Regions from separate parts of the Mus musculus genome. Here all the other regions are linked to region 3. A link is a loop called in an ENCODE intact Hi-C map of the cell type or tissue named here. Cell type or tissue: heart. All regions are shown on one strand. Region 1 has its middle 66 kb from the start of Rlim. Region 2 has its middle 9.6 kb from the start of Rlim. Region 3 holds the start of Xist (inactive X specific transcripts). Region 4 has its middle 19 kb from the start of Gm53059. Region 5 has its middle 23 kb from the start of Slc16a2. Region 6 has its middle 44 kb from the start of Rlim.

What was found. Peaks named below come from ENCODE experiments on the same cell type or tissue, not always from the same donor. Only the 100,000 strongest peaks of a DNase experiment are listed, where the experiment ranks them.
Region 1: it touches region 3 in a loop (2.9-fold over the local background); 7 of 42 quality-filtered maps call a loop at or near these places.
Region 2: it touches region 3 in a loop (2.9-fold over the local background); 17 of 42 quality-filtered maps call a loop at or near these places.
Region 4: a loop joins it to region 3, with 5 times the contacts of the local background. A loop is called at or near these places in 16 of 42 quality-filtered maps.
Region 5: a loop joins it to region 3, with 8 times the contacts of the local background. A loop is called at or near these places in 13 of 42 quality-filtered maps.
Region 6: a loop joins it to region 3, with 4 times the contacts of the local background. A loop is called at or near these places in 16 of 42 quality-filtered maps.

The regions. Positions count from the first base shown.
Region 1 is chrX:103,913,236-103,917,235 of GRCm38, reverse strand. No RefSeq gene overlaps it. Among named protein-coding and RNA genes, the nearest start is that of Rlim, 66 kb to the left of the region's middle. In heart, a CTCF peak has its summit at 2,216 (motif pointing right); no DNase peak of the experiment used is centred here; H3K27me3 peaks cover 2,356 bases.
Region 2 is chrX:103,988,855-103,992,854 of GRCm38, reverse strand. No RefSeq gene overlaps it. Among named protein-coding and RNA genes, the nearest start is that of Rlim, 9.6 kb to the right of the region's middle. In heart, CTCF peaks have their summits at 951 (motif pointing right) and 2,221 (motif pointing right); no DNase peak of the experiment used is centred here; H3K27me3 peaks cover 954 bases.
Region 3 is chrX:103,482,629-103,486,628 of GRCm38, reverse strand. Xist (inactive X specific transcripts) reads left to right here and starts at 3,396. Exons shown (of 8, transcript NR_001570.2): 1 at 3,396-4,000. It also overlaps Tsix and the pseudogene Gm14861. In heart, a CTCF peak has its summit at 2,402 (motif pointing left); no DNase peak of the experiment used is centred here; H3K4me3 peaks cover 956 bases; H3K27ac peaks cover 65 bases.
Region 4 is chrX:103,673,326-103,677,325 of GRCm38, reverse strand. No RefSeq gene overlaps it. Among named protein-coding and RNA genes, the nearest start is that of Gm53059, 19 kb to the left of the region's middle. In heart, a CTCF peak has its summit at 2,408 (motif pointing right); no DNase peak of the experiment used is centred here; H3K27me3 peaks cover 579 bases.
Region 5 is chrX:103,843,222-103,847,221 of GRCm38, reverse strand. No RefSeq gene overlaps it. Among named protein-coding and RNA genes, the nearest start is that of Slc16a2, 23 kb to the right of the region's middle. In heart, a CTCF peak has its summit at 1,770 (motif pointing right); no DNase peak of the experiment used is centred here; H3K27me3 peaks cover 1,188 bases.
Region 6 is chrX:103,935,753-103,939,752 of GRCm38, reverse strand. No RefSeq gene overlaps it. Among named protein-coding and RNA genes, the nearest start is that of Rlim, 44 kb to the left of the region's middle. In heart, a CTCF peak has its summit at 2,222 (motif pointing right); no DNase peak of the experiment used is centred here.

The DNA.
Region 1 (4,000 bases), 430 kb before region 3:
AGGGATTATCCTTTGGAGTTGAGCAAGGGAGATGTCAGGGAAGTGGGCATGAAGTTCCTTTATATTTGTGTGTGTCTGCGATGGAATTGGTCTGCTTGCTCAATGGAAGCTGTGAATGTTACTGTTGAGGCTGTTTGGTCAGCAAGAGCATTTCTCTCAGATATTGGACTTAGCAGTGGACTGTGAGATCTGACATGCTGGATGTAGATGAGGGAGTCTCTTTCCTGTAGGAGTGTGGAGACCTGGATGAGTAGAGTGGAAAGTGGGTTGGCATCTAGTTTGACAAAGGATCTTGACAGCCAGGGGAGCAAATTGACAGCATATACACTGTCTGAAAAGAGGTTATGAGGGCTCTTGACTTCTCATAGAGCTAAATAGATAGCATATAATTCTTTGTATTGGGGGGAGTGGTGGGGCAGTTCTCTGAATTTTAGGATAGGGGTTCATCCCAGGGGAGTAGTATGTTAAGCTGAAGCTCCCCTCTTTCCCCCATTAGTAGATAATGAGGGACTCCAACTATGGGCTTTTTTGAAAATAGTACTTGAGGGGCAGCCATCACAACAGAGCAAAGGCCCAGGTTTCAGCAGAATAATGGGTGTCAATTCGTCCTGGGAATCTTATTAAACTGACAGCAAAGTGGGAGTGATTTTTGATTAACATTAAATATTGGGGGGCTGGAGAGATAGCTCAGCATTTAAGAGCACTGTTTGCTCTTCCAGAGATCCTGAGTTCAAATCCCAGTAATCATATGAAGGCTCACAACCATCTGTAATGAGATCAGATGCCCTCTTCTGGTGTGTCTGAAGACAGCTACAGTGCACTCATATAAATAAAAAAATAAATAAATCTTTAAAAAAAAAAAGATCAGCAAGATTGTGCCAAAACTCATTTTAAAAAATTGAATATTGGAGAGTAGAAAAGGGGTTGACAAGAATGTCAGGTTCTTTTTCTAGTGTTTGTAGGGTTCTGTCCCTGACACTTTTAATTATACTAATGAGTGCATCCACCTCATTTAAAATTCAAGGTGCACCACCCATTGGGGTGTGGAGCCATTCCAACACATCCTGGGGTTGGTAAAGGGCTCCCACAGGAGTACAGGAGGAATTAAAGATAAAGAGCTGTATGGGTATTGTTGGGTCATACCAAGCAAGAGTCATCTTTTAAGGCTGCATTGACAGCCTTGGATTGCTTCAGGGGGACAGTGTTCTTGGTGAGGAGGGCCTTTTATCTCCTTTTATAAGGTTAAAGAAAGGTTGAGTGGAGCTTGTGGAAAGGGGGAGCCAGGGTTGAAGCCAGTTAAGGTTACCCAAAAAGCTCTGGACGGAGGCGAGAGTTAATTTTTGAGGTAAGAAAAGAGTGGATATGAGGGGGCTTATTGAAGTAAAGGAGATCTTTGTATCTGAAATGCAATGGGCAGAATAAGTTGAATTTTATGAAGGGCTATTTTGAGTCCTAGGGCAGATATAGAAAGTATTAGCTGTTCCTTAAGTTGGGAGGCAGAGGTGGAAGAGTCCCCCCAAACTAAACTATTGTCCATGTAATGATAGATATTGAGTCCTTTGTCTAAATAGGGTTTTAATGCAGTAGCTGCAGCCTCCTGACAAGTGGTTGGACTGTTAGCCATTCCCTGTGGGAGAACAGTCCATTCATATTGTGAGGCTGGGCCAGAGATGTTAATGTGGGGGGGGGGGGGGTAACGGAGAATGCAAAGTGTTTGCAGTCTCAGGGGTGGAGAGGGATGGAAAAAAGCAGTCTTTTATGTCTATTGCTAACAGGGGGACATTGGCAGAGATGGCTGAGACACAGGGCAGCCCTCCTTGAGGAGAGTCCCAGACTCGCTTGGTTTTGTTAATTGCCCCTGTAATAGTCTCTATACCCCTGAGCTCTTTTCTTTTATAGCAAACACAGGGTGTTCCATGGACTGTGGGAGGGGTGGATGTGTTGTGGTGGAAGCGGTTTTTCTATCAGCTGTGTGAGGACTTTAAACTTCTCCCTTGATAGAAGCAACCGTGGGACCCAGATGGCTTCACTAGAGAACCAATCAAGGTAGGGGTATCAAATCTAACAGTGGCCCCCTAGAATTGGGGGTGATTTGGGTACAACTTTATAGGTAATGTCCTCTATCTTGATGTGGTCTCTTTCTGATTGGATGATAAGCACTACCTCTAGGGCTTGAAAGACATTATCTTTCTAGAAGACTGGTGGCTGCTTGAGCCACTAGGGGGCGTATGAGGCCGGTAGCTCCATCAGGGTCCTCCCACATTACAAGCCTGTTTAGTGATAAATGCATGAGAAGTTCCAAATGCATCAGCGGTTCCCCCTATGCCTAGGAGCTGGGACCCAGGGATCAGTTGCCAGTCTCATGAGATCTCATGTCTTCAAATTGTCTTGTCTGCTCCAGTATCAATAAGGAACATGAATGGCTTATATCTATTTTAATGGTTAATTTTGGGTGGGGGCCTTCTGAGATGCTGGACACCCATAAGGCTTCTATGGACTCGGGCTGAGGGCTGCATCCTTTGAAGTTTAAAGGCTCCAATGGCTTACATCCTTATCATATATGGAGGTACAATATCTTTTCCAGTGGAGACCTTTCCTGAAACAGAGGTGGACGGGGGGGGGGGGGGCAAATTTTCTTAGGGGGATTAGGATCTATTATGGGAAGGGAGTTTTGTGGGCATTCATTTCTTCAGTGTTCCGTCTCTCCACATTTGAAGCAGATTCCTTCCATTTTTACTGCTGCCACAAATGCCTGAGCCACGGATGTGATGTGGTGTGATGTGGTTCCTATATCTTGAGTTGTCACAATCCTCCTATTGTGATGCTCCTCCCAGAGACCCTGGCAAGCTAATCTGGATTCAGGAGTCATGCCTTCCCATACAATGGTTTTAAGAAGGAGATCTCTGGCTGTGGGGCTGGGGATTTTTCTTTCTAGGCCCATTCTAGTTCTGAGAATAAAATCTGATAGGGGGTTCTCCAGGCTGAGAACCCAGGGAGACTGAGAAAGCAGGGAGGATGCTGGGTCTTCTGTATCTGAGAGTGGGGTGAGCCTGTCCCAAGTTTGGGTTGCAGAGGTGACCTGTTCATAATACCATGCTGGCTGTGTTGCCTGCTGTGCTCCAGTGGAAAAGTCTTCCTGGCCAGAGCTCATCCAAACCCCATGGGGTGTCGCCTCAGTCCCGATTTTATCTGACCTGTTGGCGACATCCATCTTGAAATAGGGCCTCCCACTTTGGGCCGGGCAGGGAGGAGCAGCAAATATCTCTCCAATCTTGGGGCATGTTTAGTTTGGCAATATGGCTCTGTAGGAGAGATTTTGTCCAGGGTGCTTGGATAACATCCTCCTTCACTGCCTGCCTGAGTTCTATTAAGTCTGAGGCTGGAATGGATAGCAGTTGAGCGGTTTAGTTAGATTAGGGTTAATATTAGTGGAAATGCTAGAGTATTTTGGGATTCTAGTTCTGTATTGTAGTTCTGGGTAGCATGGGAGGTGGGGTTTGTTTTTGCAAGGGAGTTACGAAAATTACAGAGTTGTTGTTTGGGATAAGGGACTATGGAGTTTGGCGGGGTTTTGTCTAAGTGTTTTGTAGGTCTTTGGCTTTTGTGGCTAGGGAGAGGATAGGAGAGACCTCTCTCTGGTTGGGTGGGGGAAGGTGGAGTAGGGGGAACGGCCAGTGGAAGCTTTTTTTCTTTTCTTTTCTTTTTTTTTTACTACATATTTTCCTCAATTACATTTCCAATGCTATCCCAAAAGTCCCCCATACCCTCCCCCCAACTCCCCTACCCACCCATTCCCACTTTTTGACCCTGGCGTTCCCCTGTACTGGGGTATATAAAGTTTGTGTGTCCAATGGGCCTCTCTTTCCAGTGATGGCCGACTAGGTCATCTTTTGATACATATGCAGCTAAAGACAAGAGCTCCCGGGTACTGGTTAGTTCATAATGTTATTCCACCTATAGGGTTGCAGATCCCTTTAGCTCCTTGGGTATTTTCTCTAGC
Region 2 (4,000 bases), 510 kb before region 3:
AAGCACTTTGAATATGTGTTTGTAAATGCTATTTTGAAGTCCTTACACTTCAAGGGCTCAAAGAGGATATAAATAAATGTCTAAATGAAAATGGTGAAAACATAGTTGAATGAAATAATAAATAAATAAAAATTTAAGATGTGAAAATAGAATGTAATAATAGACTCTTTGCCTTTAATCCCAGCACTCAGGAGACAGAGGCAGGCAGATTTCTGATTTCGAGGCCAGCCTGGTCTACAAAGTGAGTGCCAGGACAGCCAGGGCTATACAGAGAAACCCTGTCTCAAAACACCCCCAACCAAAAAAAAAAAAAAAAGAAAAAAAAGAAAAAAGAAAAAAGAAAGAAAGAAAGAAAGAAAGAAAGAAAGAAAGAAAGAAAGAAAAAAGAAAAAAGTAGATATGAAATAAAAATCAAAAATAAATCTTAGGACATTCCAGATCTGGTGGTGCACAACTTTAGTCTCAGAACTTGGGAGACAGAGGCAGGATGATCTCTGTGAGTTATAGGCCAGCCTGATCTACATAGCAAATTCCCAGAGAGGGTGTCTCGATAGATAGATAGATAGATAGATAGATAGATAGATAGATAGATAATGAGATCAAAGGAAAACCTCATTAACAAGCTGGATTGAGTGGAAGAGAAAATATCAGACCTGATTTCCCTTTGACTTTTATATGTTATCCAGTTGTCTCTCCCAGTACTCAATATAGAAACCTAGTGGAAATTCTCTGGAATCTATGAGGGTGACCCTAGTGAAGACTTCTAGTAATGCGGGATATGGAGTCTAAACTGGCCATCTTTTATAACCAAGCAAGGGACTGCGACATCAACCCAGACACCAAACCTTCGACCTACAATCTATCCTGCCCGCAAAACGCGCTGGGGTAAAGGTGAGGTAGAACTTGAGGGGAGTGACCAGCCAATGACTGGTCCAACGTCAGACCAAGACCACAAGAGGGAGCCCACGCCTCATACTTCCTGGATGGCCAGGAACCAGAGGCAGGACAGCCTGAGACCCAGGATAGAACCGAACAGGACCAGCAAAAAATAAAAAAAGTCAATGAAATAATTCCTTATAATACTCTACTATACTCGTAGATCAGTGCCTAGCACAATTAGCAGCAGAGGGGTGTCATCCAGCAACTGGTGGAAGCCGATACAAAAGCCCACAGACAAATACTAGATGGAGCCATGGGAACCTCAGCATAAGAGAAGGAGGAAGGATTGTAGAAGTCAGAGCAGTTGAGGACACCAGGAAAGTATTACCCATAGAATCAACTAATCGGGCCTCATGGGAACTGAACAAAGAGCCTGTACAGGTCTGACCTAGGTCCTTTGCATATATGTTACGATTGAGTAGCTTGGCGTTCTTGTGAGACTCCGAACAGTGAGAGTTGGGGGTGTCTCTGACTTTTTTTGCCTGAGTTTGGGATCCTTTTCCTCCTACTGGGTTGCCTTACCCAGCTTTGATATGAGGGTTTGTGTCAAGTCTTGCTGAAACTTGATGTGCCATGTTTGGTGGATATCCCTGGGAAGCCTGCTGTTTTGATGTGCCATGTTTGGTGGATATCCCTGGGAAGCCTGCTGTTTTGATGTGCCATGTTTGGTGGATATCCCTGGGAAGCCTGCTGTTTTGATGTGCCATGTTTGGTGGATATCCCTGGGAAGCCTGCTGTTTTGATGTGCCATGTTTGGTGGATATCCCTGGGAAGCCTGCTGTTTTGATGTGCCATGTTTGGTGGATATCCCTGGGAAGCCTGCTGTTTTGATGTGCCATGTTTGGTGGATATCCCTGGGAAGCCTGCTGTTTTGATGTGCCATGTTTGGTGGATATCCCTGGGAAGCCTGCTGTTTTGATGTGCCATGTTTGGTGGATATCCCTGGGAAGCCTGCTGTTTTCTGAAGGGAAACACAAGAGGAGTGGATCTGAGGGCAAGGAATGGTCGGGAGAGGGACTAGGAAGAGTGGATGGAAGGGAAACAGAGGTGGGAATGTCATGTACAAGAGAATAATTTTTTTTAAATAAGCAAATAATTTAAATAGGTTCATAATAGCTAATGAGATATTTTTAAAAAATAGATTTTTGAAAAACTCTCCCAACTGAAAAAGGCCAGAGTGGGATGCATTTAACACAGAATTCCATCTGATTTTTAACATTTTTATTTATTTACCTATTTATTTAATGTATGAGTGTTATTCTGAATATACACCTGCATGCCAGAAGAGGGCACCAGATCCCCAGTCATGAGTCACCATGTGATTGCTGGAAATTGAACTCAGGACCTCTGGAAGAGCAGTCAGTGCTCTTAACCGCTGAGTCATCTCACCAGCCCCTCCATCAGACTTTCAAATAAGCCCTAATGGCAATACTCCTCAATGTTATGCAAAACACAAAACAAAAAACATTTCTAAAGTCTTTCTATGAAGCCATAATTACCCTGATACCAAAACCGGAAAAAAAAGACTCAGTAAAAAGAAAGAAAGAAAAAGTATAGACCAAAACATTTTATGAACACGGATGTAATGCAATCTAAATTCAAGAGCACATCGAAAGGATTATTCATTTGCTCAAGCTCATCCCAGAGATTCAGGGATGGTTCAATATATGCAAATCAGTAAACATAATCCACTACATAAACATACTGAAAGACAGGAACCACATGATCAGATGCAGGAAAGGCCTTTGACAAAATCCAAAACCTCTTCATGATGAAAGTGTTAGAGAAGCTAGGGATACAGGAATATAAGTCAATATAATAAAGGCAGTTTACAAGACCAGGGCCAGCATCATTCTAAATGAAAAGGATTCCTACTGAAACCAGGAACAAGACAAGGATATCTCCTATCTTCATACCTGTGCGGTATAGTGCTTGAAGTGTTGTCTAAAGCTATAAAACAAGAGCGAGAGAGCAAAGGCCCCAAAAGGAAGTATTTGGGATCAAAGAAACTATGCAGACAGTATATTATACCTAAACGACCCTAAAGATTCCACCAGTGAACTTCTATACCTGATAAACACCTTCGGTAAAATAGCAGGATACAAAATTAACACACAAAAATCAGTAATTTTCATACACACATATATATACACAATGACAAACATACTAAGAAATAAATAGGAAAAATAATATTATTCAAATTTTACACTAAGCAGGGGGAAAGCTTATATAATAATGGATCCATAACATTGAGAAGACATTGAATAAGACACTAGAAGATGGAAAGACTCACTATGTTTGTAGATTGGTAGGACCAATATTGTAAAAATGGCCGTCTCACGTTAATCTATAGATGATGCAATACCCCATCAAAATCCCAACACAATTCTTCACAGAAATTGAAACAACAATCTTAAGCTTCTTATGGAAACAAAAACCATCTGTTAGCCAAAACAATCCCGAACAATACAACAGCTGCTAGAAAGTCTCATCATTTCTGTTTTTAAGCTGTACTGACGAGCTTTAGTAATAAAATCAGCATAGTATTGTCATAAATACAGACACATTGATCAGTGGAATGGAACTGAGAACAGAGACCTAATTCCAACACCTACAGACACCTAATTTTTGACAAAGTAGCCCAAAGTGCATGCTGTAGAGAAAACAGCATCTTCACCAAAGATGCTGGTCAAATTGGATAGCTGCATGTGGAAAAACGAACCTAGATTCTTTTGGGAGGGTTGGTTTTTCAAGCCAGGGGTTCTGTGTGTAGCCTTGGCTATCCTAGAACTTGCTCTGTAGAGCAGGCTGGCCTCATACTCACAGAGATCAGCCTGCTTCTGCCTCCTGAATGCTGGGATTAAAGGTGTATGCCACCACAGCCCGGTTCCCCATTTGTTTCTTTAGGAAATTTCTTAAATTTGAATTTACTTGGCTAAATGATATGAGGAAAAAGCAGAGATCTTGGGTTTTTTTTTTTTAACTTAGAGACTGAGAGGACTGCAAGAAGGCCTGGCCAGACATCTCAAGTGAGATTTTTGTCTCAGAGCGTCTTTAGAGT
Region 3 (4,000 bases):
ATTAAGCATCTCAAGAGTAATCTAAGAGCAGTCTTAAGCACCATAATTGATCACTTCTTAGGTCTGGGGACTAAAGACATGCACCACGTCCACCTGGTTGACCACACTTTAAGAGATAGCATTGTAAAGGGGCTTTCTAATATTTTCTAGGGTTAAAGTCTATTGTCTTCATGGTAGGGAGCATGTCAGCATTCAAGAAGACATAGTACTGGAGTTTGACATCTGGTTCCACAGGTAGTAGGAAGAAAGCCAACCACCGGCCCTGGCTTGGGCTTCTGAAACCTCAAAGCCCACTCCCTAGTGACTTATGTCCTTCCTAATTCTTCTAAAGTAGTGCCACCTCCTCCCCGCTCCTGATGGCTTAGTGATAAAATGTCTGAGGCTGTAGGAGTCATTGTTCTTACATGATCTTTGGTAGATTGATTTCTGTATAGGGTGAGATAGTACCACTATGCTAAGGATCACTTGGCCAAGTGACTGTATGTCTCTTACATGTGGTGTTTGTACCTTTGTTGAGTAGTGGATGGCTGTCTCCAGGTCCTCTATTCTATCCCACTAATTTACAAGCCTACCTATGAGCAGTAGCATGTTGACGCTGTGGTGCAACCTGTTCATTCATTTGAAGCTTTGTCATGTAGCTCAATCTGGTCTCCAATTCTCTATGTGGCTATTTCTGATCATCCTTGTAACTCCCAAGGGCTGGGATTCACAGGCATAAGCTACTTACCATGTCACCTATTTTTAAAAACTATTTATGTGAATGTCATTAGAATTTTGCTGAGTATAGCGCTAAATCCATAGATGGGTTTTTGATGCAACTTAGACAATATTATGTTGATTCATGAACTTGGGAGTGTTTCTTCAACCATTTTATACCAGATCAACCCCTCTCCCAATATACGTTAGAATTGAAAAAAATATAGATTTCCTGGAGAGACTGGATGCCTGATCTACCTATAGTTGTGGCTCCAACTTTCTCTCTGTTCACAGAGCCAGTAGTGTCATTGAACATCCCTTCCTTTAAAAAAACAAACCATTTTTCATGATTTATTTTGATCATTTTTCCTTCCTCCAACTCTTCCCCACTCATCCAAATCCATATTCATTTTCTTAAAAACAAAACGAAAACTGCGCTGTTTTGTCTGGATGGTGTTTTCTTGGAGTCATTTACTGCAGTCTTTCTGACTCCTTATCTTCATAGATGCCTGAGCATTGAAAGAAAGGGCTTGATGAAGACATCTCATCTAGGACCAAGTGTTCTAAAGTCTCTTACTCTCTGCACATTGGAAGACCATTTCTTAACTCCCATTTCTGTTTCTTGCTGCTTTGTAGTGGGTCCTTGTTTCTTGACCCATTATCATCATCATCTTGTTCTTCCTTCTTCTCCTCTTTGAATTTGCATGGAGAATTCCTCAAGATTACTATTTTACCCCAGGTGCATTTTTAATCTTAATGTTAAGAATATGCAATGAGGCAGGCAGTGGTGGCACACACCTTTAATCCCAGCACTTGGGAGGTGGAGGCAGGTGGATTTCTAACTTCGAGGCCAGCCTGGTCTACAGAGTGAGTTCCAGGACATCTGGGGCTATACAGAGAAAACCTGCCTTGAAAAACAAAACAAACAAACAAACAAAGAATATGCAATAAATTACCTAGTTAAGTGTACAGGAATGGAGGTGTTTTTTAGAAAAATATTTATTTAATGTGAGTACACTGTCGGTCACTGTTCAGATACATCAGAAGAGGTTAGATATCGGATCCCACTACAGATGACTGTGAGCCACTACGAAGTTGTTGAGAATTGAACTCAGGCCCTCTGGAAGAGCAGTCAGCACTCCTAACCACTGAGCTATCTCTCCAGCCCAGGAACTGAGTTTTAGCACATATCCCTTCATGCTTTCTTGTGATAAGACTAAAAAGTGTCCCCGAAACCTGACATACCTTGATGTACACGGTGTGAGAAAGAATGATGAGGTTTGCAAGAATTGGGACTAAGTAAAACACAGAGACTAAATTTAACTCTTTAATTTGATGATTCTCTCTAGCATCCCCACAAAAATGATACACTGGCTTGCATAATCTGTGACCAGTACCTCGCAAGTTCTAAATTCTCTTTGTACAGCTCATTTAGAAGTTCTCGTTTATACAAAGCCATATCCATCGTGGAGCCAGGTGCTCTTAGCTGTGAAGAGCCCTTCCTTGGGTCTTTTTTCCCTAATATGTCCTATGTGACTTCTCACTGGTGATGCTTTTGGTGTGCTTGTTACTCTGATCCTGATCGCTCTGTCAACTAAAGTTAGACAAAGTAACCTTTACTTCTCAATTCAGATAGGAATCCTTTTGCACTCCAAGTTTGGCTTCAGATGCCTTGGAAAGATTCATGCTGCCACCTGCTGGTTTATTCAGTCTGTGTGCATCATTTATTTACTTGTTAATTTGTTTTTCTTTTGTTGAAACAGTTTATTTTGTAGCAGATATTTTTCCATCCCTACCTGAACCACCTCAATAGTAAGATTAGTGAATTGCTGGCACTTTGATCGTCCATAAGCAAACCAATTTTGTGTCCTTTATTATTCATGGGACGCCTAAAGGGAACTTAGAACAGACTGTGAATTATTTGTCAGCGTGAATCAACGAGACAACAATATCCTTTGATTTTCTAATACCCAGGGTGTCTGATCTCTTTCATGTGGATATTCATAGTTTGACAGTTAACAAAATTTGACAGTTCTTTTAAGTTAGCAGTGTCTCTGGGGCGAGTAAGATACCAATGAGCTATTATTCCCTCAGGCTTTGCTTTGGCATTTAGGAATTATTTTTCATTACTGCTAGCGAGTAACGTACTTCAGTGCGTTTTTGTCCCAAGGTATGGAGTCACCAGGTTCCCAGAGAAAGACTAAGATGCCAATGACCCAAAACTATGAGCGTAAGCCCACCAAATCGGTCACAACTAATACTCTGATAATTTAGGAACCAAGGAGCCATTTTGTGAGGCATTTCTACCCTTTCCTCTCCTCATCTGAGGTCGCCAACTAATGCAGAAGAACTTCTAGTGTCCAAGACGCGGAGCGATACATGGTTTGTCCAAGTAGAAGATATATTGAAATTTTGCATAGACAGGTGTGTGACCTAATGTACATTATTTAATGTTTATGTGGAAGTTCTACATAAACGTTTTTAGCTGTAAAATAGGATAATCCTTCATTATCGCGCAAAATAATGAAATTCACGCGTCATGTCACTGAGCTTACGTACCTCCATCTTTATTCATTTTAATTTTTTTATAATATAGTTAGACCTAAAGGTCCAATAAGATGTCAGAATTGCAATCTTTGTGGCCACTCCTCTTCTGGTCTCTCCGCCTTCAGCGCCGCGGATCAGTTAAAGGCGTGCAACGGCTTGCTCCAGCCATGTTTGCTCGTTTCCCGTGGATGTGCGGTTCTTCCGTGGTTTCTCTCCATCTAAGGAGCTTTGGGGGAACATTTTTAGTTCCCCTACCACCAAGCCTTATGGCTTATTTAAGAAAACATATCAAAATTCCACGAGATTTTTGACGTTTTGATATGTTCTGGTAAGATTTTTTTTTTGACATGTCCTCCATACTTTTTGATATTTGTAATATTTTCAGTCAATTTTTCATTTTTAAGGAATATTTCTTTGTTGTGCCTTTTGGTTGATACTTGTGTGTGTATGGTGGACTTACCTTTCTTTCATTGTTTATATATTCTTGCCCATCGGGGCCACGGATACCTGTGTGTCCTCCCCGCCATTCCATGCCCAACGGGGTTTTGGATACTTACCTGCCTTTTCATTCTTTTTTTTTCTTATTATTTTTTTTTCTAAACTTGCCCATCTGGGCTGTGGATACCTGCTTTTATTCTTTTTTTCTTCTCCTTAGCCCATCGGGGCCATGGATACCTGCTTTTTGTAAAAAAAAAAAAAAAAACAAAAAAACCTTTCTCGGTCCATCGGGACCTCGGATACCTGCGTTTAGTCTTTT
Region 4 (4,000 bases), 190 kb before region 3:
AAAGAAAGAAAGAAAGAAAGAAAGAAAGTTAGTTTCCAGGTATGGTGGGACACCCCTTCAATCGCAGCACTCAAGTCAGAGGGAGGTGGATGAAGGTGTAGAGTCTGCTTCATTGCTGATTGTAGTCTGAACTCTGACAACATTCCTGAGGATGTTGGAGCCCTCTTACACCCCTGTATGCTCCTTTGTGAGGTTTCTTCACAGATGCTCGTCCCATCAATGGGTTGTGTCACAGATGCAGGTCACATCTGCTGGCAGTCCTTCAGGAGTCTTGTTGTGAATGTTGGCGCCACCTCTGGAAAACAGGCACTCCATTTATAATCTGTATCTGTGTTCTCATGAAAACTCTGACTCTGATCAAGTCTTCGCCTTACTAAATACTGTTTGAGCTGGGCAGTGGTGGCACACGTCTTTAATTTCAGCACTTGGGAGGCAGAGGCAGGTGGATTTCTGAGTTCGAGGCCAGCCTGGTCTACAGAGTGAGTTTCAGGGCAGCCAGAGCTACACAGAGAAACCCTGTCTCGAAAAACCAAATTATAAATAAATAAATAAATAAATAAATAAATAAATAAATAAATACTGTTTGGACTCGGAATTTCTTCCTCCAAAGTGGAGTGGAATTCTGCTGGCCCTGTGTCTGCTTGTCGTCCCATGACATTTGCTCTGGCCACTGACTTTGAAAGGGTCTCTGTAAAATGGCATCCTGTGGCAGTTCCAGTCAAGTGCCAAGAGAAGACAATTCTTCTGAGTCTCAGCTGTAGCTCTGTACAACTTTTGTCTCCTTTCCCCCTTTTTATTTATCTTTAAAATGTCTGTTACTGAGAATCCAGGGCTGATTTTTTCCAAAGTTCTCTCCCTCTCTCGGTGGGTAAACCTCCCTAGATCACACCAACCCCTCCCTGACAGCTCTCCTTTCTTTATATGGGTTTGCTTTTGTAGGCCCCAGGTGCTCCTTGAAGTTTTTCATATATTTTCTCCTTCATTCTGCACTTCTGCGAGCTGACCCCTGATATGGTGTGCAGAGGCTCTTCTGTGGTCACGACTGTGCTACTGAATGACTTCTGTACCTGGATGGCCATGTCCTTCCGAAGTTTGGGAAATTCCCTGCTATTATTTCAGCAAAAAGATGGTTTTCTCCATAGTTTTAGTTTTGTCAACATGTCCCATGGATCAGATATGTTCTGTTCATAATTTTTTTCTTGAAGTGTCTGAATGATGTCATCAAGCGCTGATAGTCTTTCTTTTGAGCTTCTAGTCTATTAGATATAGGGCTTTCGAATGACTTTCTTATTTGATTTAATGAGCTTTACATTTTGAAGATTTGCTTCCTTTTTTCAGAACCTTTATCCATTTATCGAATTCTTCTTTTATATCCTATATTGTTTCCCTTAATTCATTCAGCTGATTATTTTCTTGTTTTCCTTTTTATTTACTTATTAGTATGTGTATGTATTTGTGACAGAGAGACAGACAGGCAGGCAGGAGACAGATAGGAGAGAGGAAGAGGGAGGGAGAGAGGGAGAGAAGGAGGGAGGGAGGGAGGGAGGGAGGGAGGGAGGGAGGGAGGGAGGGAGGGAGGGAGGGAGGGAGAGAATATGCATGTAGTGGTCAGAGGCCATCTTTGAGGAGTCAGGTCTCTCCTTCCAGGGGTCTGAGGACTGAATTGAGGTTGTCAGACTTGAGCAATAAGGGCCACTGCTGCTTCATTTCATTTTGTTGTGATCTTATCTGCTTTCAGCATTAGAGTAACTCTGGTCTTTTTTGTTTGTTTGTGCTTGTTTTTGTTTTTTCAAGGCAGGGTTTCTCTGTGTAGCCCTAGCTGTCCTGGAACTTACTCTGTAGACCAGGCTGGCCTCGAACTCAGAAATCCGCCTGCCTCTGCCTCCCAAGTGCTGAGATTAAAGGCATGTGCCACCACTGCCCTGCTGTAATTCTGGTCTTATAAGTATAGAATAATTCTCTCTTTCAGAACATTGCAATAATTTCAGAAGTGTTCATCCTTCAAATATTTGTTAGAATATTATCTTTCCTAGGCTTCTCTTTGATGGGAGATTTTTTAATACAAATCAAATTCACTTGTTTGTTATTGTTCTGTTTATGTCTCCCCCACCCCCATCATTTCCAAAATTTGGGGAAATGTCTGACATTATCTTATTCCTAGAACAGAACTAAACATTCTCTACCAGTTTATGGTCAGTTTATAGTCCCTTCTTTTGTCCATTATGTGGGTAATGATTTTCTGAATGTGCTTAATACTTGTGAGCATATGTTCATTCATGTCTGTTTGAAAGATTGGGTTCCACTTAAAAAATTATTTGCAGTCTAGCTTTGTTTCTTACTTTCCTTCCATAGAGTCCAAGCAAGCCTCATGATGTTTTTCAAGCCTCCGGTCATTGCTACTCTTTCTTCACTAGATGGCAACCTAAACTCAAGTTTCCTGTGGGTCAGCATCCAAGGCAAACTCGGAAGTTTGGTCAAAGGGTGTGCCTCACTCTGCTGAGTCAGAATTCAACCCCTAGGCCATCTCTTTCACCTAATTACCTGCCCTTACTCAGAGAGGACAATAACTCTCTTTATACTGTACTACCTGGTGTTGGGGAAGAAATGAAGTCCCAAAAAGACTTTGATGGATCATATGAAAAGCTATAGCCAGTGCTCTTAGCTCAGGGGCTAAGAGCACTCATTCAATTCTTGATGCTCACAAAATAGCTCATACCCATCTGTAATTCCAGTTAAAGTGGATTCAATGTCCTGTTATAGTTTCTGTGGGTCTCAGGCACACATGTGTACAATCACATATCCAGACACCCCAGAAAAACCATACACAAAATATTAGTGAGACCTGCCAACCACCAAGATAGATAGATAGATAGATAGATAGATAGATAGATAGATAGATAGATAGATAAAATAAAAAATTATAGCCAGGTGTGATGGCACACACCTTTAGTAAACAGCCCTTGGGAAGCAGAGGCAGATGGAACTCTGTGAGTTTGAGGCCAAACTGCCAGCCTGGTCTACATAAGGGAGTTCAGGATAGCCAGGGTTTTGTAACACAGAGAAACTCTGTCTCAACAAAACAAAACAAAACAAAACAAAACAAAACAAAACAAAACAAAACAAAACAAAACAAAGCAAAGCAAAGCAAAGCAAAGCAAAGCAAAGCAAAAGCCAGGACCAGCATGGGGACAAGACCAAGTTGTTTGTGGCCTGGTGATCCTCCAGTTGACCAGTGATGATATAAAGCAAGCTCATCACACCCTGGCTAAGAATCATTTCCTGACAGCAGGGTACGATCCAGAGGTTCTATCACAGGCACCAACATAGAATCTTGGAGGCCAGTCTCTGTCTTGGGGTTTCACTATGACTGGTTTGACCTGTCATGCATTTGAAACCTGTATTTGATCCTCCCCTGACTCTTGGTAACCAGTAGAGAGAGCTGTCTGTATGCTATGGGGGAATTAGGTGACGGATACTTTCTTGGCTGACAGACTGACAATGAAGTGGATATCACCTAAAACTTATATCCATAAAGACCAGTACAGCCCCGAGACAGACACCTGGGCCATGCTACAGCCAGTAGTGGACTGAGTCTAGAAATTTATCCTGTTGGGGTTTCGGGGTCTGCTAGGAATATGGAAGTAGAGACCAAATCAGTGGCCACAAGTCTGGAGTCAGAGACCATAAGATTCTGCCCTGTACTAGACATAGCCACAGTGAGCCCATAGATTTTCCTTCCACAACTACTTGGTTCTCAATCCTGAACTGCTTGTAGTTGGTGAAGGGAAGTCGTAGTCTGTGCAACTGTGTCATTCCCACTTTCTTCAATTTCTCCCAGTTGCCCCAGGTCTTCAGAAGAAAGTATTATTATGCTTTAAAAAGTTATTTAAATTGGTGTTTTTGTGAGGAGCCTGACACTGGAAGATTTTATTTCAACATGTTGTTCTACCTTTCAACAACAATAACAAAAAAAACTTTTCAACAATAATTATATTCAAGG
Region 5 (4,000 bases), 360 kb before region 3:
ACAAAGTAGTACAGTATTATTCAAACATGGATTTAGATTTGTTGTCAAGAAAAAAGCTAAGAGGTAGAAGACAACACTTTTTTAATCTTCACATATGAACTTTGTATTGTAATTGATTTATAACTCTGCCTTAGCTTTCACATCCTATGTATGTAGAACCTATAAGCTAACCCAAGGTGAAAAGTTTGGATGTTCTTAGAGCATCTAAGAATGTGTCCTATTCTATGCGTGTATGTAGCTGTATTGCTTCTCTGATTGCATAAGAGATTTTCAAAATCATTTCTATACATATCTACTGCCCCAACTTCTTTTATGGACATTTTACATCTGTCTTTTATTGTTGTTTTGAATCTTCTCTGCTGTCCTATCATTATTCCCAAGGATACAGCAGTCTTTAACTACTGTTAAGAACAGCCTCTCCCTCAAGGACACTCAAGGTCTGTGAATATTCTGAGTCACACAAAACAAAGAAAAGCCTTTGTGCCAGTTCTTGAGGGAGCCTGCAGACAGGTTGAGGCCCATACTGTAATTTTTTGACAGTAAGGTTTGAATTGCTCAGGCAAGAACAACTTGTGTCAGTGATGATTTAGGGCACCGCCACATGGTGAACAGGTGTTTGAAAACAGCACAATACTGACTTATCATAAAGCAACATTTATTTTCTTCATGGAGGGACAGCTGGAACTGGGAGCATTGGCTGGGTGGGGGAGGTTGATGTGGAAAGGCTAGTTCAGTCAAATCTCTTGGAACCTATAGGGATGACCCTAGTGAGAACTTCTAGTAATGGGGGAATATGGAATCTAAACTGATCATCTTTTGTAGCCAGGCATGGCTTCCAGTGGCGGGACTGGGCTGCATTTTGTTTAGTTACTGGCCTGGGGGCACCCATAGAGATACCTAAACAACCTGGCCTGATACTAAGTTGCTCTCTGAAAACTGACAGCAGGGGTGCGGATGGAGGTGGGGGTGGGATGGGGTGGGGACAGGATTGCTGAGGACAACATCCACACAGCTCATTGAACTTAGAGTCGTCAAGCTGCTGCCTGCACAGATCCTTCAACCCCTATGTTCTAGTTTCTTTGGCAAGTGCAGGTACTCTGCAGGCTACAGAAAGAGAAACCTGGACACCAACCCAGCCACAAAATTCTGTCCTGCCTGCAAGATGTGCTGGGGCAATGGTGATGCAGAACTTGTGAGAGTGGCCAACTGATGTCTGATTTAACTTGATGAAAAAGCCTCAAGAAAGAGCCCATGCCAGACTCTACCAGGATGGCCAGGAATAGGAGAGTGAATAGCCCAGAAACCTAGGGTAGAACCAGTTATGACTGGCAAACAAACAAACAAACAAACAAACAGCAGCAACAACAAAAACAATGAAATGATTCCTAATGATACTCGGCTAAGCTCATACATCGGTGGCTTGATTGCTTGTTTATTGGAGATCTGCTCTTTTCTGAAGGAAAACTGGAGGGGGGTGAGTCTGGGAGAAAGGGGAGGTTGGGGGAGCTGGGCGGAGTGGAGCTAGGGGAATCTGTGATTAGGATGTATAATAATGGAGGAGAATCTATTTTCAATAAAAAATAAATTAAAATACAGCAAAAACTTATTAGCTTCATCGACTTCTTTCCCCTTATGCCTCCAACCTTCCACCAATCCACACTCTCTTAGACTTGGTGAGAAACACGGTTACTTTGAAACTGGAAGCCCTGCATGGATGGCAAGCCATGAAAAAAAGAACACTCTATCCATATCCATGACCACCAGGTGGCAGCTAGATGCTGGAGACTATTACCCTCAAGCACATCTTTAAGACTGACTTTGAGTGGAAGTTTCTTAATTTTTCTTTATAACCTTATCTTGGAGCCTGGAGTGGGCTACAGAAGAACAGGCAGATCTTCAAATTGACTGATGTAAACAGAATCATCCAGTTACTTCTCAGGCCAAAAGAATACTCAATAAATTCAGGGGTTGTTTTCTAGGGGAGAGCTGGGTCAGGGTCATACTATAGCACTTTGTAGCCCAGGTTAGACTTAAGCTCCTGACCATCTTGCCTCAGTCTTCTGAGTGCTAGTGTTATAAATATAGCAACCACAGCTAGCAAGATCTACTAGTTTTGATATAAAGCCTTGACTATTGCCCCTAGGGGACCTTGGAAACAATCTAGGGGGAAACTTTTGAATGTTTAAATGCTATATGGAGGATGTATTTAGGATGTAGATGTTTTCTTTACATTAAAACTGCAACCTTAGATCATGTACCAGCCCAGTGTGGTGATTTCCCCAGAACCTTGTCTAGTTGAGCCATCTCCACAATGCCAAGCAGCACACATTGTGTCTAAGAGCCATAAGTGCTCTTGACTGTTGAGCTATCTATCTCTCCAGCCCCCAACCTGTGTCTTTTGATTAAAAAGTTAAGGACATTAATAGTTAATGTTGTTGTTTTAAAGGAGGATGTTGATTGCCCTCTTGTTTTTGCTGCTTTTGTACTTAGTCTCAATGTATAGTCTGGTAATTATAGTTTTGTTTGTTTTCTTTCTGTTGCCTCTTCACTATTATTACTCCCCTCTTTAGTCTGAAACATACTTCTAGTACTCTCTGTCTTGCTGGTTTGATGGACATGAATTCTCAGGACTATTTGTATGATGGAAAGTTTTTCTTTCTTCTTCAACTATGGCCGGTAGATTTATGGAGTACAATAGTCTAGGTTGGCATCTAGGGTCTTTTAGAAATTGGAGTACATTGCTTCAGGTCCTTCAGGCTTTAAGTGTCCATGGAGAAGTCAGCTGTTATGCTGATGGCTTTTCCTTTGTGTGTGACTTGTAATTTTTCTTTTGCAGTTTTCAATGTTCTCTCCTTGTTCTGTATATTCAGCATTTTAAATATAGTACACCATGGGAAGCTTCATTTTGGGTCCTGTCTAATTGGTGTCCGATGTGCTTCTTGTATCTGTCTTGTATCATATCATGAATAGTATCTTTGAGTTGTTATTGCTGTGATGAAAAACCATGACCAAAACAACTTGGAAAAGAAAGGGCTTATATAACTTATGCTCCCACATCAAAGAAAATCAGGACAAGAACCCAAACAGGCAGGAACCTGGAGGCAGGAGCTGATGCAGAGGCCATGGAGGAGGATGCTTACTGGTTTGCATTCCATAACTTGCTCAGCCTGCTTTCTTATAGAACCCAGGACCACCAGCCAGGGATGGCACCACCTTCAATGGGCTGGGCCCTCCAACATCAAGAAAATGCTCTACAGGCTTTCTTACAGCCTGATCTTATGTAGGTGTTTTCCTTAATTCAAGTTAACTCCTCTCATATGATTTTAGCTTGTATGAGGTTGACATAAAACTACCCAGCACAGAGATGTCTGTCCTTAATTTGGGGAAGTTTTCTTCCACTATCACGCTGAAAATCTGATCTGTGTCTTCAACCTGTGATTCTTTTATGCCTATAATTTGTGGATTGAATTTTTATACTGTCTCAAAGTTCCTGCATATTTCTTTCATGTGTTTTACATTTTTTCATAATCTTTGATTGAACAATTCAAGTCCTCTACTTTATCTTCAAGTCCTGATAATCTGTCTTTTACTTGATCCATTTTACTTGTTAGGTTTCCCATAAATTTTCTGAGTTATTGAGTTTTTTTTTATTGCATGTTTATTTTTCTTTGAGTTTTTTTAAGTGTAGTAGATTGAGTGAGTACAACCCTCATATGCTCACATGTTTAAATTCTTGGTCCCCAGTTGATAACACTGCATGAGAAAAGTTAAAAGGTATGCTACTGATGGAGATTTGTCCTTGGGAGACAGCTTTGAGGTTTCAAAAGACCCATGCCATTTCCAGTGTCCTCTTAATCTTTCCACTACTATGAGTATGCATGGGCACATTTGTGTGTGAGTGTGTGTGTGTGTGTGTGTGTGTGTGTGAGCGCGCGCGCATGCTATCATTTAAGATGTAATCAACAGGAATAATAAATAAATAAATAAATAAATAAATAAA
Region 6 (4,000 bases), 450 kb before region 3:
GGTTGTGGAAGGGTAACTGGGAAGGGGAATATCATTTGATATGTAAATGAATGGAATAATTAATTTTAAAAACGTTGGGCTGTAGAGATGGCTCAGTGGTTAAGAGCACTGGCTTTTTGCTCTTCCAGAGGTCCTGAGTTCAATTCCCAGCAACCACATGGTGTCTCACAACCATCTGTAATGGGATCTGATGCCCTCTTTTGGTGTGTCTGAAGACAGTGACAGTGTACTCACATATATGAAATAAAATTAAAATTAAAATTAAAAAGTAATTGTCTAGCATACATTATCCATTTGCCTAGTTTAGGCTCTAATGCCCGATAAAATAATGCCAGTTTTAGACCCAGATCATGGGATCATGTTTTATGGCAGCATACCATTGTAATTCTAGCACTTGGAAGTTGAAGGAGGAGGATTGCAAATTTAGGGCAGTCTAAGGCTACATAGTAAAGACTCCCTCTTAATAAATCAACAGAAACATGTAAGTTTTGATCCTGGAAACCTGAGTGATGGGATTCCCAGCTGACGCCTTTGGAGATGACTTGAATATCTACCCACAAGAGTTCTATAGAGAACATTCTATGATGTAAAGCAGATACTCTTTCCATTCACCACCTCAAGACAGAGTCATCTTACTACTATTGAAGGAGAACTTCCTGAGTGGCCTTGATTGAGAAAGGGAGCCAGAGAGATGGGGCTTGGTTGGTAAATGAGCCATGTCCTGAAATGTATCACATACTTGTGTGTTAGCTATTGGGTCTTTTCGCAGCCATTTAAAAAACACTCATAATAATATGGAGGCAATTGAATATTTGTACTCTATCAGTAAAATAAAATTAAAGGTTAAGCAACATGTCTCCCTGAAATTATTGATCTTGAAAAAAACATTTGAGATCTAAGCATGGTGGTATGCACCTATAATCTCGGCATTTGAAACACTGGAGTCAAGAGGATCAAGAAGGGTTCAAGGTCATCTTTGGTTATATAATCAACTTCATGAGACTTTGTCTCAAAAACAAACAAATATTTGGAATGTAAGTTCCCAGAACTGTCACTGGTGCAGAGAGTAATATGGTGAAAAACAAAACAAACAAAACAACCAAACAGAGGCCTTTGCCTTCAATATAAGGCATTTCTACTGCAGCAAGTGAGATAATACAATTGTAAGTACAAACTCAGACAGTGAGGTAAGGAAAATAAAATGTGATATTATTGTGACTGAAATGGGTCCTTTTTTGAACTGACATAAGTTGATATCTAACCGAATCCAAGGAGACAAGACATCTATGCCTCTGGGAATGAGCTTGACTCTCTAATTGGAAGGAAGAAAGGGGAGTGGACTGAAGAGGAAAATCAATAAAATCTAAAGGGGGGGTGGCAGTTTGTGAGGTTTCACAGGTCAGGGAGAAGAGGTAAGAGTTTATTCTGGGGCTGGTGAGATGGCTCAGTAGGTAAGAGCACTGACTGCTCTTCCAAAGGTCCTGGGGTCAAATCCCAGCAACCACATGGTGGCTCACAACCATCTGTAATGAGATCTGACGCCCTCTTCTGGTGTGTCTGAAGACAGCTACAGTGTACTTATGTATAATAATAAATAATCTTTGGGCCGGAGGGAGCAGGAACTGAGTGAGCGGAGGTCCTAAAATTCAATTGCTAACAACCACATGAAGGTTCACAACCACCTGTACAGCTACAGTGTACTCATATACATAAAATAAATAAATAACTCTTTTAAAAAAGTTTAAAAACAGAGTTTATTCTGAAACGAGGTGTTTGGAGTGCCTTAAACATGAATGGGACTAGAGTGCTCCAACTTCAGGAACTGCTGAATAGCAAATTGGGGTTAGAAGACATATCTGACACAAACGCCGCCGAATGACACTATGGAAAAAGCACTGCCCCTCCCTTAGCTATCCTTTTCTATGTCCAGGTGGAAGCGTCCAGAGGATGGCTGCAGGGCTGCTGGATTAAGACCTAGTGCCCTAGGCTTTTGATTTCTCTTCCCAGGGTTCTTTGCTTTCCTAAGGAAGTTGGTTCATGTGATTCGTGTGCACAACAGCACGGTTATTTGTTCTTTTAGTGTAATATGATTCGGGTGATCTTTTCCTGTCAGCACTGAGGACATTCTCAGATCAAGGAATCTATTATCACAATAAAAAATTAAACAAGCTTCTCACTAGCAGGAAATTCTTACTCTGGCTTTTATTTACTGTACCTCTAGGGGGCAGGCTTGCCTAGCTAAGAAACCAAAAGAGCTGGGTAGTCTCTTTTTGCCTATTCCTCTATTATTTATTGAGAATAACTAGAGCAAAAGAATTTTTTGTGCAATTATATATATATCTTTTATAGAATCAGTGTCTTCTTAAATTTATAACTGCAGTTTTTGAAATGATTTTCAGATAATTTAGATTTTCTATACTATAGAATAGAAACTATACAGTATTGCATTTAATATTAACAAGTACATTTCAGACAGTGTCACTAGTTGTATAAAACCTTTAAGAGGGATTCATTTTAGGATTCAACATTTAATTTAAATTCCTTATATTTTCAAAACAGAGTTCCTCTGTGTAGCTCTTCCTGTCCTGGAACTCATTCTGTAGACCAAGCTAGCCTCAAACTCAGAGATCCTTGCCTATATATCCAGAGAGTGCTGGGATTAAAGACGTACATCATTTTTCCTGGCATGAAGTACAATTTAAAGAAGTAGGTAATATACTCCTAAGACAGACTCCTCCTAGATCCACCCCTACCTCCCTTTATGTTCCCTACCTATTCACCTTCATGTTCTCTCTCCTAAAAACCCTGGAGTCATGTTCATTTTGGCCAACTACTGTTGGGTGTAGAGGCTGCCATGAAGTATAGTTGAACTACTGGAAGTCCCAGCATTAAATAAAGCAGATTCTCTCCCCAGCAGTTATCAAATACCAATAGTTTTTCATCTACGAGTAAGACTTCAGGCCAACTCCCCCCTCCATCTCTAAGCTAGGATATTTTTCTGGCTTGAACTTCTGTATACTATCACAATCTCTGTGGGTTAATACATATATCTGCTTTGTTCTGTCCAGCCCCCCCCCAAAGTCATCTACCACATTTGGTTCTTACCATCTTTGCATCCTTCCTCTTCAATGATCCCTGAGCCTCAAGGGGATAGGTGTAATGTAGAAATCCTATTTAATGAGCACTTGTAAGTCTTTTATTCTCTGCATGTCGACCGGTTGTGGGTTTCTGTGTTTATTGCTATCTGCTACAAGAAGAGGCTTATTGATGGGAGATGAGAGATCCTCTGATCCATTAGAAGCCATTTTCATGCTATGCTCACTTACCAGAATAATACTAGTAAGTTTCCCCTTAGGACTCATTTTTTAATTTTTAAAACTTTTAAAAACATTTTAAACATTTTATTTATTTTATGTATATGAGTAGACTGTAGCTGTCTTCAGACACACCGGAAGAGGGCACAGATCTCATTGCAGATGGTTGTGAACTACCATGTGGTTGCTGGAAATTGAACTCAGGAACTCAGGAAGAAGAGTCAGTGCTCTTAACCACTGAGCCATCTCTCCAGCTCCCCTTAGGACTCTTGACCTATATAAATACATGTTCTTAGCCTCATCAACAGTTAGGTATGGGATCTCTCTCATGTAGCAGGTATTAAATTTACTCAGAAAGTAGTTGGATACCTCTATAGCATTCTTGTTAGTATTTCTTCAGTGGGCATAGCTTGCCAAAAAGGTTATTATTGTAGCTCTCAGATGTATAAGTTGAGGAGATGGCCACTCCAAGGTATGGTTGAGGGAATGTTTTTATTGTAGATATGAGGAAGAGTACAGCCAGGGGACATCTGGAGGAGTCTAGAGCAGAGAGATAAAGTAGACTGAACAGGGCCAGCAAACTGGACATGGACATGGTTATCCACGAGAGAGGGGAGAATAGCAGGGGGTGGATAATGGAGACAACATAGTGAGAAAAGCAGGAGCAGAGAAGAAAGATAAAAATA